Linked DNA regions of Homo sapiens: region 2 is linked to region 1. A link is an interaction called in ENCODE POLR2A ChIA-PET data of the cell type or tissue named here. Cell type or tissue: GM12878. All regions are shown on one strand. Links, peaks and the distances in the headings refer to the core of each region. The heading gives the core; the rest is flanking DNA.

Evidence for each region. Peaks named below come from ENCODE experiments on the same cell type or tissue, not always from the same donor. Only the 100,000 strongest peaks of a DNase experiment are listed, where the experiment ranks them.
Region 2: POLR2A ChIA-PET joins it to region 1 with 8 read pairs; 1 of 35 experiments calls an interaction of 5 or more read pairs at or near these places.

The regions. Positions count from the first base shown.
Region 1 is chr10:123,845,707-123,853,765 of GRCh38, reverse strand. All of the region lies in intron 3 of CPXM2 (carboxypeptidase X, M14 family member 2), which reads left to right. Among named protein-coding and RNA genes, the nearest start is that of CPXM2, 42 kb to the left of the region's middle. In GM12878, for the core only: no CTCF peak of the experiment used is centred there; a DNase peak (open chromatin) is centred at 4,585; H3K27ac peaks cover 258 bases.
Region 2 is chr10:124,039,428-124,047,486 of GRCh38, reverse strand. CHST15 (carbohydrate sulfotransferase 15) reads left to right here. Exons shown (of 8, transcript NM_001270764.2): 2 at 763-1,820; 3 at 2,568-2,907; 4 at 5,040-5,186. The coding sequence starts at 1,275. Among named protein-coding and RNA genes, the nearest start is that of CHST15, 50 kb to the left of the region's middle. RefSeq lists an enhancer at 4,013-4,252. In GM12878, for the core only: no CTCF peak of the experiment used is centred there; a DNase peak (open chromatin) is centred at 4,046; H3K27ac peaks cover 723 bases.

The DNA of each region.
Region 1 (8,059 bases), core at 1,593-6,592:
GCCCAGCTAATTTTTGTATGTTTAGTAGAGACAGGGTTTCACCATGTTGGCCGGGCTGGTCTCGAACTCCTGACCTCAAGTGGTCTGCCCGCCTTGGCCTCCCAAAGTGTTGGGATTACAGGCATGAGCCGCCACACCTGGCCAGATTCTTTCTTTTATTTATTCATTTTATTATAACAACAACACAAAAACACAACACACCTCTGGAAACCTTTCATGTACTCAGCACTGTCATAAGAACTGAGGAAACAATGCTGAGCAAAAACAGAAGAGCCCTGAGCACTTAGCAAATATTTACTGGGGGCCTATGATGTGCTGGGTCGTGTTCTAGGTGCTGAGGATGCCTAAATGACCAAAACAAGGATTCTTGCCACCTTGAAGCTTGTGTTCTAGTGCGGGAGGCAAATCAAGGCAGATGTATTAGTCCATTCTCTCACTGCTATAAAGAAACGGCTGAGACTGGATAATTCATTAAGAAAAGAGGTTTCATTGGCTCACGGTTCTGTAGGCTGTACAGGAAACATTGTGGCTTCTGCTTCTGGGAGGCCTCAGGAAACTTACAGTCATGGCGGAAAGTGAAGGGGAGGCAGGCACTGCTTACATGCCCCTAGCAGGAGCAAAAGACTGGGGAGGTGCCACACACATTTAAACAACTAGATCTCATGAGAACTCACTCATTATCAAACACAGTTCTAAGGGGGAGATCCACCCCCATGATCTAATCACCTCCCACCAGGCCCCATCTCCAACACTGGGAATTACAATTTGACGTGAGATTTGGGCAGGGACACAGATCCAAACTACATCAGCAGGAAATGTAACAAATCATAGTGTTTACTATTATAGTATGTTAGAAGGTGGCACGTACTATGGAGAGAAGGGAAACAAAACCAGCGGACAGCTGGCAGTGGTAGTCATGGGGGCAGACTCTGGGAAGGTGGCAGCTGCTTTTCAAGAAGGGGATCAATGGGGAGCCAAGGGGGTATGAGAAGAGCATTCTGGGCAGAGGGGATGGCTTGAGCAAAGGTCAGGTATAGCATGCTCGGTATAGCCAAGGGGCAGCAGGAGGTTGGAGTGAGCATCAGGGGAGAAGACATGAGCCAGAGGTAATAGGAGGCCTGCAGGCCCCCTGGAAGGACTTCAGCTTTTAGCCGTGAGCCAATTAGGGGAGCCCTGGAAAGTTCTGGACACAGGAATGACATGCTGTGGCTTACATGTGAAACGGATCAACCTAGTCACTGTGTTGACTTTTGGGGAGCAAGCATTGAAGCAGAGGCCTGTCAAGGGCGGTGACTTCAGGCCCTAGACAGGAGATGGTACTGGCTTGAGCCAAGATAGGCGTGATGGAGGGGGGTTGGAAGTGGTTGGATTTAGGTTATTTTGAAAGTAGGATTTTCTGATGCAGGGCAGATGAGGTTTGGATGAAGGATGCAAGAGAATAGAAGGGAGTCGGGCATGCTTTTTAACCTGCAACTCTGATAATCTAGTAATCTAATGGGGAGATGAAATTACTGAAAAAAATCCCACCTGGGAATGCATAATTACAATGAGTCCTGGGAAGGAGAGGAGCAGGTGCATTCATTCCCTGGGACTGCCATGACAAAGTTGGGAGCCCAGATAGGGAAACTGAAGACAACAAACACTGATTCTCTCACAATTCTGGAGGCTTGAAATCTGAAATCAAGGTGTTAGCAGGGCATCGCTCCTTCCGAAGTCTCTAAGAAAGGGTCCCTCCTTGCCCTTTCCAGCGTCTGGTGGCCTCAGGCATTCTGTGGCATCCCTGGGCTGGTAGATGCATCACCCCAGTCTCTGCCTCCCTGGTACCTCAGGCTTCTTCCAGTGAGCCTCTACATCATCTGTCCTCTGCCTGTGTGTCTCTGTGTTCAGATATCCCCTTGTTTAAAGACACAGTCATGCTGGATATGCCCATCCTGCTCTAAGCTGACTGCATCTTAACTAAGTGCATCTGTCCCAGCCCCCTTTTTTTTTTTTTTTTTGAGATGATGTCTCGTTCTGTCACCCAGGCTGGAGTGTAGTGGCGTGATCTTGGCTCACTGCAACCTCCATCTCCCGGGTTCAAGCGATTCCCCTGCCTCAGCCTCCCGAGGAGCTGGGATTACAGGTGCGTGCCACCATGCCCGGCTAATTTTTTGTATTTTTAGTAGAGCTGGGGTTTCACTGTGTTAGCCAGAATGGTCTGGATCTCCTGATCTTGTGATCCGCCCGCCTTGGCCTCCCAAAGTGCTGGGATTACAGGCATGAGCCACCGTGCCTGGTCACCAGCCCTATTTCTAAATAAGGTCACATTCTGAGATTCCAAGAGTTAGGGCATGAGCCTATTTTGGAGAGGGGGAACACAATTCAATACTGTGGTTCTGTATGCCCAATATATCTGCCTCAGGCTGGAGCTTGGAGGACTTTCCTGAGGATGGAGTGAGTACTTGGGCTAATAAATGAAGAAGGATTATAAGTTGAGAGTTTATTGGACAAAGGGTAGGCAGAGGGAGAGAAGAGCATTCCAGGTCAAAGAGAAGAGTATGTGCAAAGGCCCTGTGGTGGTGGGGAACATGGTCTATTGGAAGGACTTAGGCAAAGCCAGTGTGACTGGAGCTACACTGTGGTTATGGAGCAATGTCATGGCCAATGGCCATGAGAAAAAGAGCTTTCCACCATTAGTCGTCAAGTAAATACAAATGAAAGCCGCAATGAGACAGGATGCACAGACACCAGAATGGCTTTGAAAAAAGGATAATATCAAGTGTGGACAAAGATGTAGGGCAATGGAAGCGTTCATAAAATGCTGGGAATGTAAAGTAGCACAGCCACTTGGAAACCTGTTTGGCAGTATAATAGTCTGTCTTTATCTGGGGGATATATTCGAAGACCCCGATGAATGCATGAAAGTGTGGATAGTACCAAATGCTCTTAGATGCTAAGCGTGGATTTCTTTTTCTTTCACCACAATTTCACAGGTAGAAAATTCATTCTTACCGTAGATCTTAGCAGCGTCAGCATACGATTTTCTTTCTTTTTAAAATTAAGTTGAGACCTTTCATCTTTTCACTTAAAGGAAGCATTTTACTTGTCTCCTGGGCATATCTGAATTACCAATATCAATACCCTTGCATTGTGGGGCCATTATTAAGTAAAAGATTACTTCAACACAAGCACCGCAATACCAGCTCTTTGATAACCAAGATGGCTGCTAAGTGACTACTGGGCGGCTAAAGTAGACAGTGTGGATCGCCAGACAAAGGGAGGATTCACATCAACGTTGGATGGTGAGAAACGGTGTGAGATTTTTGTCACCCTACCCAGAATGGCATGCAGTTTATAAATTGGTTATTTCTGGAATTTCCCATTTAATATTTTCAGACTGTGGTTGACTTCAGATAACTGAAACCATGGAAAGAGAAACCACAGATAACGGGGGACTATTGTATTTATTAAAGTTGAACATTCTCATGCACATTGACCTAACAGATTCACTCTCATTCCTAAATGGAAATGTGCTCACATGTGCACAAGAAGACATACATAGGTATGTTCATAGCAGCATTATTTATAACCCCCAAATGGAAATAGTCCAGATATATCATGTCATTTTTTATGTACTACAGTGAAATACTATATGACAGTTAAAAGGACTAAATTACTACTGCATGCAATTGTCTGGGTGAATCTCCCAGATATAATAAATATTGAGCAGAAGAAGCCAGACAAAAAGAGTAGTTACAGTAGGTTTCATTTATATAAAGTTTGAAAATAAGAAAACCAACCTGAGGAGATAGAAGTCAGAGTGGTGGTTATGTCTGCGGGAAGTTAATGTCTGGGAAGGGGCACAGGGAGCTTCTGACATGGTGCTCATGGTCTACATCTTGGTCTGGATGTGGTTATGTGGGTACATGCAGTTTGTCAAAATTGGTTGAGCTGCACACTTAGGATTTGCACACTTTTCTGTATCTATTATAAAATTAATGAAAACTTTACAAAGAAGCTGCTCAACTAAAGAAGAGAGGTATATTTGATTTAGCCTTTTAAAAGTGAATGTAAGGCCGGGCACGGTGGCTCACACCTGTAATCCCAGCACTTTGGGAGGTTGAAGCAGGCGGATCACCTGAGGTCAGGAGATCGAGACCAGCCTGACCAACATGGTAAACCTTGTCTGTACTAAAAATACAAAAATTAGCCAGATGTGGTGGCAGGTGCCTGTAATCCCAGCTAATGAATCCAGGAGGCAGAGGTTGCAGTGAGCTGAGATTGTGCCATTGCACTCCAGCCTGGGCAACAAGAGCGAAACTCCATCTCAAAAAAAAAAAAAAAAAAAAGAGTGAACGTTAAGAATATAATAAATGAAATTAGGTGATAAAGGGGATAAAGGGGAAGGAGGAGAGGCAGCAGGAAGTAGAAATAATGATTTCATCACTGCCTATAGTAGGGAGTTAATGGGTACTTTCTAAGAAAATACAGAATTAAGTATGTTACGTAAGACTTAGTTACTAAATCAACCACTAAAACAAAGGTACAGCTCATTAGCATTTTCAGAGGTATGCACTTAAAGCAAAAAACACAAAAAACACAAAACCGATCAATAGATAAAAATAAAACAAAGCCACAGGAAGCAATAAAAATAGAATATCTAAGAAACACGGATGATTCATTCAGACAAAGAACATCTGTCAATGGGCTAAATGGACCTAACTTACTATTAATAGAACAAAACTGAAATTGTACCATAAAGCAAATTTAATCACAGGTCACAGCAGGCACATACTAAACATAAAGGGAATCATACTTGTACCCCCAGTGGCTTCCATGTATTGACTGTCTTTTCTGTGCCAGGCACCATACAAAATACTTGTAACTGTGACAATGGTATTATCACATATTTTATTTCTATCCTCATTTTATAGATCAACTGACCTAACTGGGGGTATTTAAATAATGAGCTGTAGAATGAGGACTTGCACTTGACCTGCATGCATTTCTGAAGGCGATTCTGAGCTGTGCTGCCTTCTTGGAGTGCATAGGAGGATACACACAATCTTTATTGGGTCACTCATAAATGAATTAATAATTGCTTAAGAATTAAACTTGTTCCATAGATATACAATGTTAATGGCTAAAGCATTTCCCAGATTGGAGTTAAATTGAATTAGAATGTTGATGTGAAAACATTTGCCTGTTTCTTTTTCAGTTAGTATATTTCTTCATCTTTTCTTCTTTTAAATAGTTAATAAATGGTTTATGGTGTGTTGAATAGAATTTATTTTTAAATATTTTTAATTTTAAACCGTGGATGTTTACTAGTTTCCTTGGCCAATGCAAGGAAATAGTTAAGAAATTGGTTTTGGTTTTAAAAGTTGCTTCAAAAACAATGAATACAGTGTTTTTGTACAGCCTACTTTACCGATGATTAAGGTTGGAATTGGGACAAGGTGCATTGCCAATTTGCAGAAGGATCAGCAGATTGCACCTGGAAAGTTTTATGGGTTTATAGCAGTGGTTTATTACAGAGGTTTATTGAAGGCAGACATTCAGACCACATGATGGCCATTTTATGGCAGATTACTTACTTTACTAATCAAATGTCACAGCTAACGTTTTTTAGATAACCTCCCCCTGAAAAGGCATTAACTTGCTGATAATCTATAGTTTCAGCTATTGCTTCTAAATTTTTTTCTCAAAAATATTTTAAAATAACTATCACTTTATCCTGTTTCTCTCCAAATAGCCCTGGGATACGTCTGCAGAGAGGCAGCTGTAAGTCAATTATCCTGGAGTCACTAAATAGTTACATTCACTTGGATATGACTTTTTATTTGCTTCCAGATGTTTCTGTGTAGAGGCAGCCCATGATTATGAAATATGTACAGTGCAGATCAGTGACTCACTGCCGCAGAATGATTTTGATATTCACTGTTGTCTCTATCTCTCAGAAATCAAAGCCCTTTGCATAATACCTAGCACGTAGTCAATGCTCTGTAGATACCTGAAAAATGAAAGAATCAACAGTAGACATTGTATCAGTCACCCTCTATATCTATGTATCCCTTTCCTTTTACTTTTTAAAATTGCTTTTTAAAACTTGTTTTAATCAATTTTATAACAAACAAACACACTTCACATTCCACCCGGCCCCTGACTACCATCAAGCACTGTGGATGGCACAGCTACTGGAAACTCTTTTTAATTGTCTCTTTGGGAATTGAAATCTTCAATTCTTTTTCTTTTTTTTTTGAGACAGAGTCTCGCCCTGTTGCCCAGGCTAGAGTGCAGTGGTGCCATCTCGGCTCACTGCAACCTCCGCCTCTCAGGTTCAAGCAATTCTCCTGCCTCAGCCTCCTGAGTGGCTGAGATTACAGGCCTGTACCACCACACTCGGCAAATGTTCTATATTTTTGGTAGAGACAAGGTTTCACCGTGTTGGCCAGGCTAGTCTAGAACTCCTGACTTCAAGTGATCCACCCACCTTGGCCTCCCAAAGTGCTGGGATTACAGGCGTGAGCCACCGCACCTGGCCTGAAATCTTCACTTCTAAATAATATGCACATATTGATCTGTATCAATTTATAGATGTAGACTTGATGTTTTAGATCCCTATTCTGGAAGATGAGGCTATCACCCATTTTTATCACCCCTTTCCTCTCTTCCATCTTTCCAATAAAATTGTAGCTCAATTTTTGGGTAAATCTGTATCTAAGGTTTTCATTATTATGACTGAAAATTTTGCTTCCTACTTACTGAGCCAAGAAATACTTTAATTTTGAGTCAGGAAATATTTACTTCATATCATTTCTTAACAACCTTTTGTTTTCCTGGGCCTGCTTGTATTTTTAAGAACATATTCTCCCCACACCCTGCAATAGGTCTGGATCTGAAAAAACAAACAAACAAAAAAAACCTTCAATATCATTTTTTATGCAGCCACATCTGTTCAGTGGTTTTTAGTCCTGCTTTGTGTTTTACGTTTCTGTTAGATACTCTTTCAGAAGCCATTTCACCTGCTGCATTCTGAATGGGCTACTCTCTGGGTCTCCTACATGTCTACTGTCTTGGGTCTTCTTCACCATCATTCTGATAATTCTCTGCTATGTTGGAACCCTTGATTTCTGGGTCTGATATATTCCTCTCTGTAGTGTTCTGCCTCATTTTTTTGGAGTGCATCCTCTAGTACAGGGTCCCCAAGTCCCCCGTCCACAGACCAGTACCAATCTATGGCCGGTTAGGAACGGGGCTTTCACAGCAAGAAGTGAGTGGCAGGCCAGAGAGCAAAGCTTCACCTGTTTTTACAGCCACTCCCCATTGCTCAAATTACGGCCTGAACTCCACCTCCTGTAAGATCAGCAGTGGTATTAGATGCTCAAAGGAGCGCAAACCCTACTGTGAACTGTGCATATAGGGGATCTGGGTTGTGCGCTCCTTATGAGAATCTAATGCCTGATGATCTGTCACTGTCTCCCATCACCTCCAGATGAAAATGTCTAGTTGCAGGAAAACGAGCTCAGGCTACCATTGATTCTACGTTATGGTAAGTTGTGTAATTTTATTTCATTATATATTACAATTTAATAATAATAGAAATAAAGTGCACAATACATATAATATGCTTAAATTATCCCAAAACCATCCCCCACCCCCAGATGGTGGAAAAACCAGTCCCTGGTGCCAGAAAGTTTGGGGACTGCTGCTTCAGTAGCTTCATGGAAATGGTGTATGAAAAATAGATTTTTTGAGAGTCTGTGAATCTGAAAATGTCTTTATTTTGCCATCATGATTGATAGTTTGGCTGAGTGTAAAAATTCTAGGATGAAAAATCTTTCCCTTTTGAACTTTGAAAGCACCATCCCTCCATTCTTCTAGCTTCAGATGCTGCTATTGAGAATTCTGATGTCATTCTTATTCCTCTTTCTTTCTTTGTGTGTGTTCCTTTTACTGCTTGTTTCCTCTTTGGAAACTTTTAGAATCTTTTCTTTATTTCTGATGTTTTGAAGTTTCAAAATGATATTCCATGGTGTGTATATTAGTTTATTATGTGTACTAGATTCTTACATGTTTT
Region 2 (8,059 bases), core at 1,522-6,521, 190 kb before region 1:
CCACAGGATTCTATTAATGGGTTTTTAAGAATCATATCTTGCTCGAGATGATGAAAGTGAAAAATTATGTCAGGTTCTGAAGCTCTGTGTCACTCGAGGGAATCCTATACATTGGATTTAATTGCTTAATAACTTAAAGTCAAGTAGTTTTTTAATATGATACATTCTACTGAAGGAGAGACTCATTTCATTGTTTCTAAATTTTCATTAACTTTTGCTTCCTAATCTGATAATAAAGGTTAACTCTAAGAAAGAGACTGCTGATGCCAGTGAGAGGGAAAAAACACATTTTCTCTGCCTGCTCCCTTTCTAACCATCCTCCTTAGTATTCTTGAGATTTTTCATTGACTGAAAAGCACTGATATTTCAATCCATCCCTCAAATTTGTAGTCATTGACTGTGCATGACTCTGAGAATGATCACAACATCCTGGGATTCAGAGATCCTGTACCTGAGAAGTATCAAGGCAGAGGGATTAGGGGAGATGTAGACTATGCACAATGTGAGACGTTTGATGTGGCGCTGGTGGTGCTGGGATTGGGGCCATGTTTGGTGGCAGAAATTGAGCCCCAAAGCCAGCTGCAAGAACCTGAAACCTCTTCCTTTATGCTCGCGATTTTCTATGACTTGCTTAGAACCAGGCTGGCTTGGCTGGACTTAGAGGTGGAAAAGAGAGTGAGCATCTGTCTCTCCTTGGAGGATGAGCTTTGGGTTATTGCTATTACCACACAATGTAATAAAGCTTCTTGTCTTTCTGTGTAGGAAATCTGGCATTTTTTAAAGTTTGCGCCCCACAAAGAGGAAATATTCCAAAGGTACTCAGGATGTAAAAGGGGAGATCTTCACAGATGCCTCCGTGGATGGCATGGCAATCCATCCATCAATGAGAAGACCATGATTTCTTTTAATTTTCTGTGTGTTTCCACATTCCCCAGTGAGAATTCTTCCACCTTTTTTTGTGCCATGGGAAAAACCTGAAGGGCAGGCAGAGCTGCTCCCGAACTTGTGACCTTCTCTGAGGTTGCAGCGGCTCTTGTAGAACATGACTCTGGGACATCACTTCCTTTTGTTTTCTTTCGGAGCTGAACCAAAGAATGTGCACCCTCTTTCTCTAGTGCTGTGGTGTCTGCTTATTTTTGTATTTGTGCTTTCCATCCATCTTCTGTGATCACAAGGCATTCTTAAGGTTTTCTAGCACGACTTGCGGACATCCAGACTCGTGGGGGGCCCACCCATGGCTCGGTAAGCCAGCAGCCCAGGGCACTGGCACTACCATGAGGCACTGCATTAATTGCTGCATACAGCTGTTACCCGACGGCGCACACAAGCAGCAGGTCAACTGCCAAGGGGGCCCCCATCACGGTCACCAGGCGTGCCCCACGTGCAAAGGAGAAAACAAAATTCTGTTTCGTGTGGACAGTAAGCAGATGAACTTGCTTGCTGTTCTCGAAGTGAGGACTGAAGGGAACGAAAACTGGGGTGGGTTTTTGCGCTTCAAAAAGGGGAAGCGATGTAGCCTCGTTTTTGGACTGATAATAATGACCTTGGTAATGGCTTCTTACATCCTTTCTGGGGCCCACCAAGAGCTTCTGATCTCATCACCTTTCCATTACGGAGGCTTCCCCAGCAACCCCAGCTTGATGGACAGCGAAAACCCAAGTGACACAAAGGAGCATCACCACCAATCCTCTGTAAATAATATTTCATACATGAAGGACTATCCAAGCATTAAATTAATTATCAACAGCATCACAACTAGGATTGAGTTCACGACCAGACAGCTCCCAGACTTAGAAGACCTTAAGAAGCAGGAGTTGCATGTGAGTAGCTTTGTGCTAATCTTGACTGATTGGTTGATTTTTAGAAATGAGTGCTTTTCTTTCTATCACCATCTTTGGGAACACAGAAGGAAAATGACTAAAAAATGTCTTAGATGTAGCAAGGATCATTTGACAGCCTTATGGATTTGAATGCACTGAGAGAGTGCTGTTTGCTTACGCTATGGAGTGCCAGGAAGGGAATCTGCTGTCCTGAACGCTGGGCTAGGCATGTTCAAGGGCCGCTGGCTCTCATTATTGCATTCCAGGACTTCTTGCTTGATATGTGGTCGTGGTAGTTAACAGTTGCTTTTGCAGATCACCATCATTTGGGATTTTAAAGTTGCGTTAAATTTGATTTTCTGCTTCTATTCTACATTTTAATCTCTAACGGCAATTTAAATATACAACTAGTAAAAAGATTCTGCTTAATTACCGTGTGTGCGTGTGTGTTGTGTAAGTGTCAGAAAGGTAAATTATGGTAGAATGGATTTTAATTAAACTTTTATCTTTATTCTCTCCAAGTTTTTTTTTTTTTTTTTTTTTTTTTTTTTTTTGTGGGGCGGCGGGGGAGAGGAAAGCACAGTCATTGACCGTCTACCAAGTTTTGCTTTATTTGTTAATCATTGTCAAATATTAGTTCAAATTTGAACACGGTCGTCAGTCTCAGGGCAGGTTCCCATTGCGGTTAGATTGTGTCTTTGCTCATTTTCCCCTCCTCTGTGTCTCTCCTCCTCTGTTTCCTTGCAGATGTTTTCAGTCATCCCCAACAAATTCCTTCCAAACAGTAAGAGCCCCTGTTGGTACGAGGAGTTCTCGGGGCAGAACACCACCGACCCCTACCTCACCAACTCCTACGTGCTCTACTCCAAGCGCTTCCGCTCCACCTTCGACGCCCTGCGCAAGGCCTTCTGGGGCCACCTGGCGCACGCGCACGGGAAGCACTTCCGCCTGCGCTGCCTGCCGCACTTCTACATCATAGGGCAGCCCAAGTGCGGGACCACAGACCTCTATGACCGCCTGCGGCTGCACCCTGAGGTCAAGTTCTCCGCCATCAAGGAGCCACACTGGTGGACCCGGAAGCGCTTTGGTGAGTGCTGGGTCCCAGGGCTCCTGTCTGGTCTCGTTCCTTCATTCGTTCATTCCTCCCGCAACGTTAGCGCTGGGGTTGGGGGGCGAGGGCGGCAGAAAGAGATGGCACAATTCCCTTGTTAGGAGGCTGTTCCCAGGCAAAGACCCAGCAGGGTCTGGAACTCGGTTCCCAGCCATGCAGTGAGCATTGATTGCCAGCTGTGTGCAGGACACGGGGACGAGTCAGAACTGGCAGCTCTTCTTGTTCCGAAAGCCCGGGCACATGACCCGAGCAGTCAGCAGTAAGTGCCAGTGGCCAGTAAGGGCCAGCAAGAAGGGCGTGATCCGGGCTCTTGGCTCCCAGCTCTGTGCTATTCCCTGCTCTGTGCCGCTCCCAGCTCTGTGCCGCTCCCAAGCTCTGTGCCGCTCCCAAGCTCTGTGCCGTTTCCTGCTCTGTGCCGGTCCTCTGCTCTGTGCCGTTCCTCTGCTCTGTGCCGTTCCCTGCTCTGTGCCGCTCCCTGCTCTGTGTTGTTCCCCTGCTCTGTGCTGTTCCTTGGCTCTGTGCTGCTCCCTGCTCTGTGCTGCTCCCTGCTCTGTGCTGTTCCTCTGCTCTGTGCTGCTCCCTGCTCTGTGCTGCTCCCTGCTCTGTGCTGTTCCCCTGCTCTGTGCTGTTCCCCTGCTCTGTGCTGTTCCCCTGCTCTGTGCTGTTCCTCTGCTCTGTGCTGTTCTCAGCTATGTGCTGTTCCAGCTGCAGTCACTGCACCTGGGGGAGACTGAGTTGCTTCAGGCCTCAGCTTCTCTGACCTGCCCCATCTGCCTTATGGGTTCCATATGATAACCACATGGAGATCATTCTGGAGGCCTTGCTCTCAGCCCTTTGCCGCAGGCTTACCATGACCACTGCCCATCCCTCTCTGCTCCAGCTTAACCCCATGCACCCTGCGGTCCTCAGATCACTGTTTCCTCTCTGTAACCTTTTCCTTGTGCCAGGAGAGGTTTGGTCACTGGAGCTGAGGGGTGATACGTGCCTATTGTCAACCAGAGTCCTGGCAGGCCACGAGGGTGTTTTCCAGTAATGGACTCAGGTTGACTAGAAGGGAATCTTCAAAGTTTTCCCTAGACCAACTCTTAATGTGTTTCCTGACAAACGTTTGCTTTCATCCTTTTGATGTTCGTCCTACAGTGAGCTAAAGTGTAAATGTTTCTTTTGTGGTTTAGCAGCCGCCACTGTAGGAGCCAGGGTTTCACATCCCTATGCATTTGCTGGACGTGTCTGAACACACTCCCTTGCTGTAGGGTGCTCCCCCGAGGCTCACAGTGATTTCCCCTTAATGAAAACCAGCTTTCTACCGGCAGGAAAGGAGGAAGAACAGAGGCGGGCCTCTGGAATCTAGTCTTCAATGTCACCTTGAACCTCTTGTTACTTTGGCCACGGATGTTCTCTTTCCAATTTCCATTGACTTCAGGAGTTGTGGTGTTGGGAAGTGGATTTTTAAATGTTTGCAAGTGAAATTTATTTATTTTTCAGGCAGGGGGTGAATTTAAGCTGTATGTGGCCGATGCCAGAATCCATGTCTGTCTAGAGTATGATCAGTTCCCCTTACTGTTTGGACAAAGGGCAGGGTATTTGATTGAACAGGGGGAGGAGAGAGAACATCAGGCAGGTGCTGGCTGGGCCCCATGAGGAAGGCATCATGGAGTTTATAGGATACTGCCCTTCTCTCTCCTGTGGGCAGCCCTCGGTCCTCTCTCCCTGTTTGACACAACACATGCATCCTGGGTGTCATCGCTGCCCAGCCACTTACGAGTCCCACCTGTGCACAAGTTAACCAGCCCCAGACTTTGTCCCTCCAAGCAGACATGTTTCTAGCTCTTGAGTAGGTGTTCCAGCCTTTAATCTGCCACTGTCTAGCTTAGTGGTGGTATCTTCCAGCCCTTGAAGCATGCATGGATTGAAGTGGGTAGCCAGGCCGCATAGACCCCCACCCCCATCCCCAGCAGCCCTTTCTGAAGCTTACCTGGGCTGAGCCTCTTGCTGCTGTCGCCAGGCCCTTTAGGCCTTTCCATCTCTCTTTGGTTGCTGTCTGGGAGGCCATCGCTCCAGCAGTAGCAACTTTGTCCTCAGTATCTCCTGCTTCTTGGTTCTCATAGGAATCGTCCGCCTAAGAGATGGGCTGCGAGACCGCTATCCCGTGGAAGATTATCTGGACCTCTTTGACCTGGCCGCACACCAGATCCATCAAGGACTGCAGGCCAGCTCTGCAAAGGAGCAGAGCAAGATGAATACAATCATTATCGGTAAGGCGTCTGTGTCACTCTGGCAGGGCTAGCACCCTCCCTGGGGTCCTGGCTCTGGCTCCAGGCCTAGCCCAGCTCTGCTTCACCTCCAGAACATTTACATGGTGGCAGCAAACTTCTTTTGAGCCTCCACTTCTCCACCTGGCTGTCACTCTTACCACTACATAAAATGTTCACATCACTTGAACATTACTATAAAGTGGAAATGTTGACTTTCTAATTCTTTGGAGACTTAAGGACAGCTGATGGCTTTCTTGAGAAGTTGCCATTTCTTTGTTTTTAAGAAATTAAGCAGGGATATTGACTTCTTTTCCTGATGTACTGATCTGATAAGTTTGGATGGGGGAATTATAAGTGCAGTTAACTGGTTAGTCATCGATTTGCTGCTTGGGGCTTTTGTAATCCCTGGCCACTGGGACCATATAAGACGGAGGCAGCTTCTCCTGAAATAGACTCAGCTCTGACACATCGCCTATAACTAATTGCTGTTTAAAAAGCCTAGCCCCTGTCAACCTCATGCCTTTGGGCATTCAAAGTGAGGTTGATTAATAATAATTTGTTTTAAATATTCACAAGAATATTTTATAAGTAAACATACATATTTACTCTTTAAAATTTATTTTTTATTGTATAATTTAAGGTGTACAGCATACTGTGATGTTTCGATGGAAATAGAGACAGTGAAATGATTGCTACAGTAAAGCAAATTAACATAGCCATGTTTTTTTCACAGTTACCTTTGTGTGTGGGGAGGGGGGCGTGTGTGTGGTAAAAGCACCTGAAATATACTGTCTTGGAAAATTTCCAGCATGCAATACAGGATTAATAGGATTAATAACTACAGTGCACATGCTCTACCTTAGATCTCTAGACTTGTTATTTGCCTGACATAATTCTTTTTATTGGATTCAGCTTAGAAGGCGTTTATCCACTGATGCCTTCTAAAAGAGAAATTGAGTCACGTTTTGCTTAAATTGTTTACCTTAGATAGTGATCTATTTTTTAATTTTCCTAGATCTGTTATATTTGCAATCTCCAAATTAAATAAATCTATTAGCAACTAAGAGGAATTATAATCAGCCCTTCGAAAGATGACTTTTTAACTTAAGACTCTCCTGTCCAAGGGGACAGACTTATGTGCCTAAGTCCTGACTTAACTCTTTTTTTTCTTTTAAACTCAAAGAAATTAAGTCACTGGGAGTCACCTCCAGTATGATTTGGCTGTTATCTAGTTTTTTGCAAACTTGGGAGTCCAAACTCCCCAAATCTCAAGTCTGACTTACATTTCATTGTGACTCCTATACCATATGCCTCTGGGAAAATCACATGTTCTTATGAAAGAGATGAAAATATGTATTCTCCGGCCAGGAAACAGAGACTAAGATAATGAATGAAAAAGGAAAGCCTCAGTTTGGTCTCCTAATTTTGCTTGCTCCAAGATTTTAAAAAGAATGAAAAATAAAATCACTGTGCTGATATTTACTTAAAGCAGAGTTTGGTGAGTTCTATGGTAGTCTTGTGGTGTGACAAGTATCTAGCCCTGCTTGGGCCAGCGGCCAGCTCTGTGCCTTGCGGCCGTTCATTTTTCCTGTTCCTGGACTCTGTCTGCACCTCTGCAAAGTGGGATTGTTGGACCAGGTCAGTTCTAGACTCCTTCCAGCTCTGAAATGTGACTCAGCTCTGCCCCAGCGCTTCCTCTTTGTTAGATTCGGGGCAGAAACAGCAGGATCTTTCATCATCTTGGGCCCCTAGGTCAGAGAGGACCTTTCTTCTGCTGTCTTTTTGACAGCTAGAGTCACACAAGAGGTTCAGGATTCAAGTGGCCTGAACGTGATGGCTGAACTTGAGGCCGGAGCTTTAGACATGTTGAAAGTCTCCTGCCTCTACTCCCAGGTACCCATCGTGGTACTCTTTGTTTCTTGAATTGCCATCGTCCCCCTTATGTCTTAAGGTCCGAGAGAGGAGGGGCCGTGCTTTCCTCCCCTGATCTGTCCCTGGTGCCAAGCACAATGCTGAGCACGGATTAGACACTAAGTTAATGCTTCCTGGATGGACGAAGGATGGATGGTGGCTGGATGGAAGGAAGACAGTCAGGTGGATGGACAAACGCCTCCATGGCTCTAAAACCAGTTCATTTTTGAGATCTGACAGAATTTGTGCCAATTTAGCTAGAGAGTTCACTTGTCCTTTATATTCTTATTCATTGTGAGTAGAATTTTCAAGGGACTTCTGATTGACTCGTTTTTTCTGTATCCTAGGGTATTATCTCTTTAAAAAAAGAAAGAACAAAAGGCCAGAACAGAGCTGTTCACCTGGATGTGATTACGCATCCGACAGAAATGATAGGGGCCTGCAGGGATATGATACACTTGTCACTGACCAAAGAGACTCAGTCATCTGGCTCAGTCTCTCCCCAGATAAGTAACTTTCAGATGTGTCCTGTGGTCCTTGGCAAACTGTCAGGAAATCAAGTGTAGAGCTGATTGATGAATTTCCTTTTTCCTAAACACACACATATACACACACACATACACGCACACACACTGTCTCTCCTCAAACCCTCAGGAAATTTGGCTTCATCCTCTGAGAGAGTCTGTGCTGTTGGAATGCCTGCCTGTGTCTTGGCATCACCTCTGTGCTGGGACGTGTGTTTGCCATTTACATCCTTCACTCGTGAGGACCATGATGAAATGTGAAACTGGCTGGGACCCAGTTCCCGTTCACCCAGGCTGCACTGAGTAGGCGCCAGCTGCGTGCAGAGCAGTCGCCTCGCAGGAGACAGGGCGTGTGAGCCCTGTGGCAAAGCCCCTCTCTCTTTTAGTCTTAGAGTATGCTCTGTGATGAACAGTTACAGCTTCAAGGAAGGAAATCAC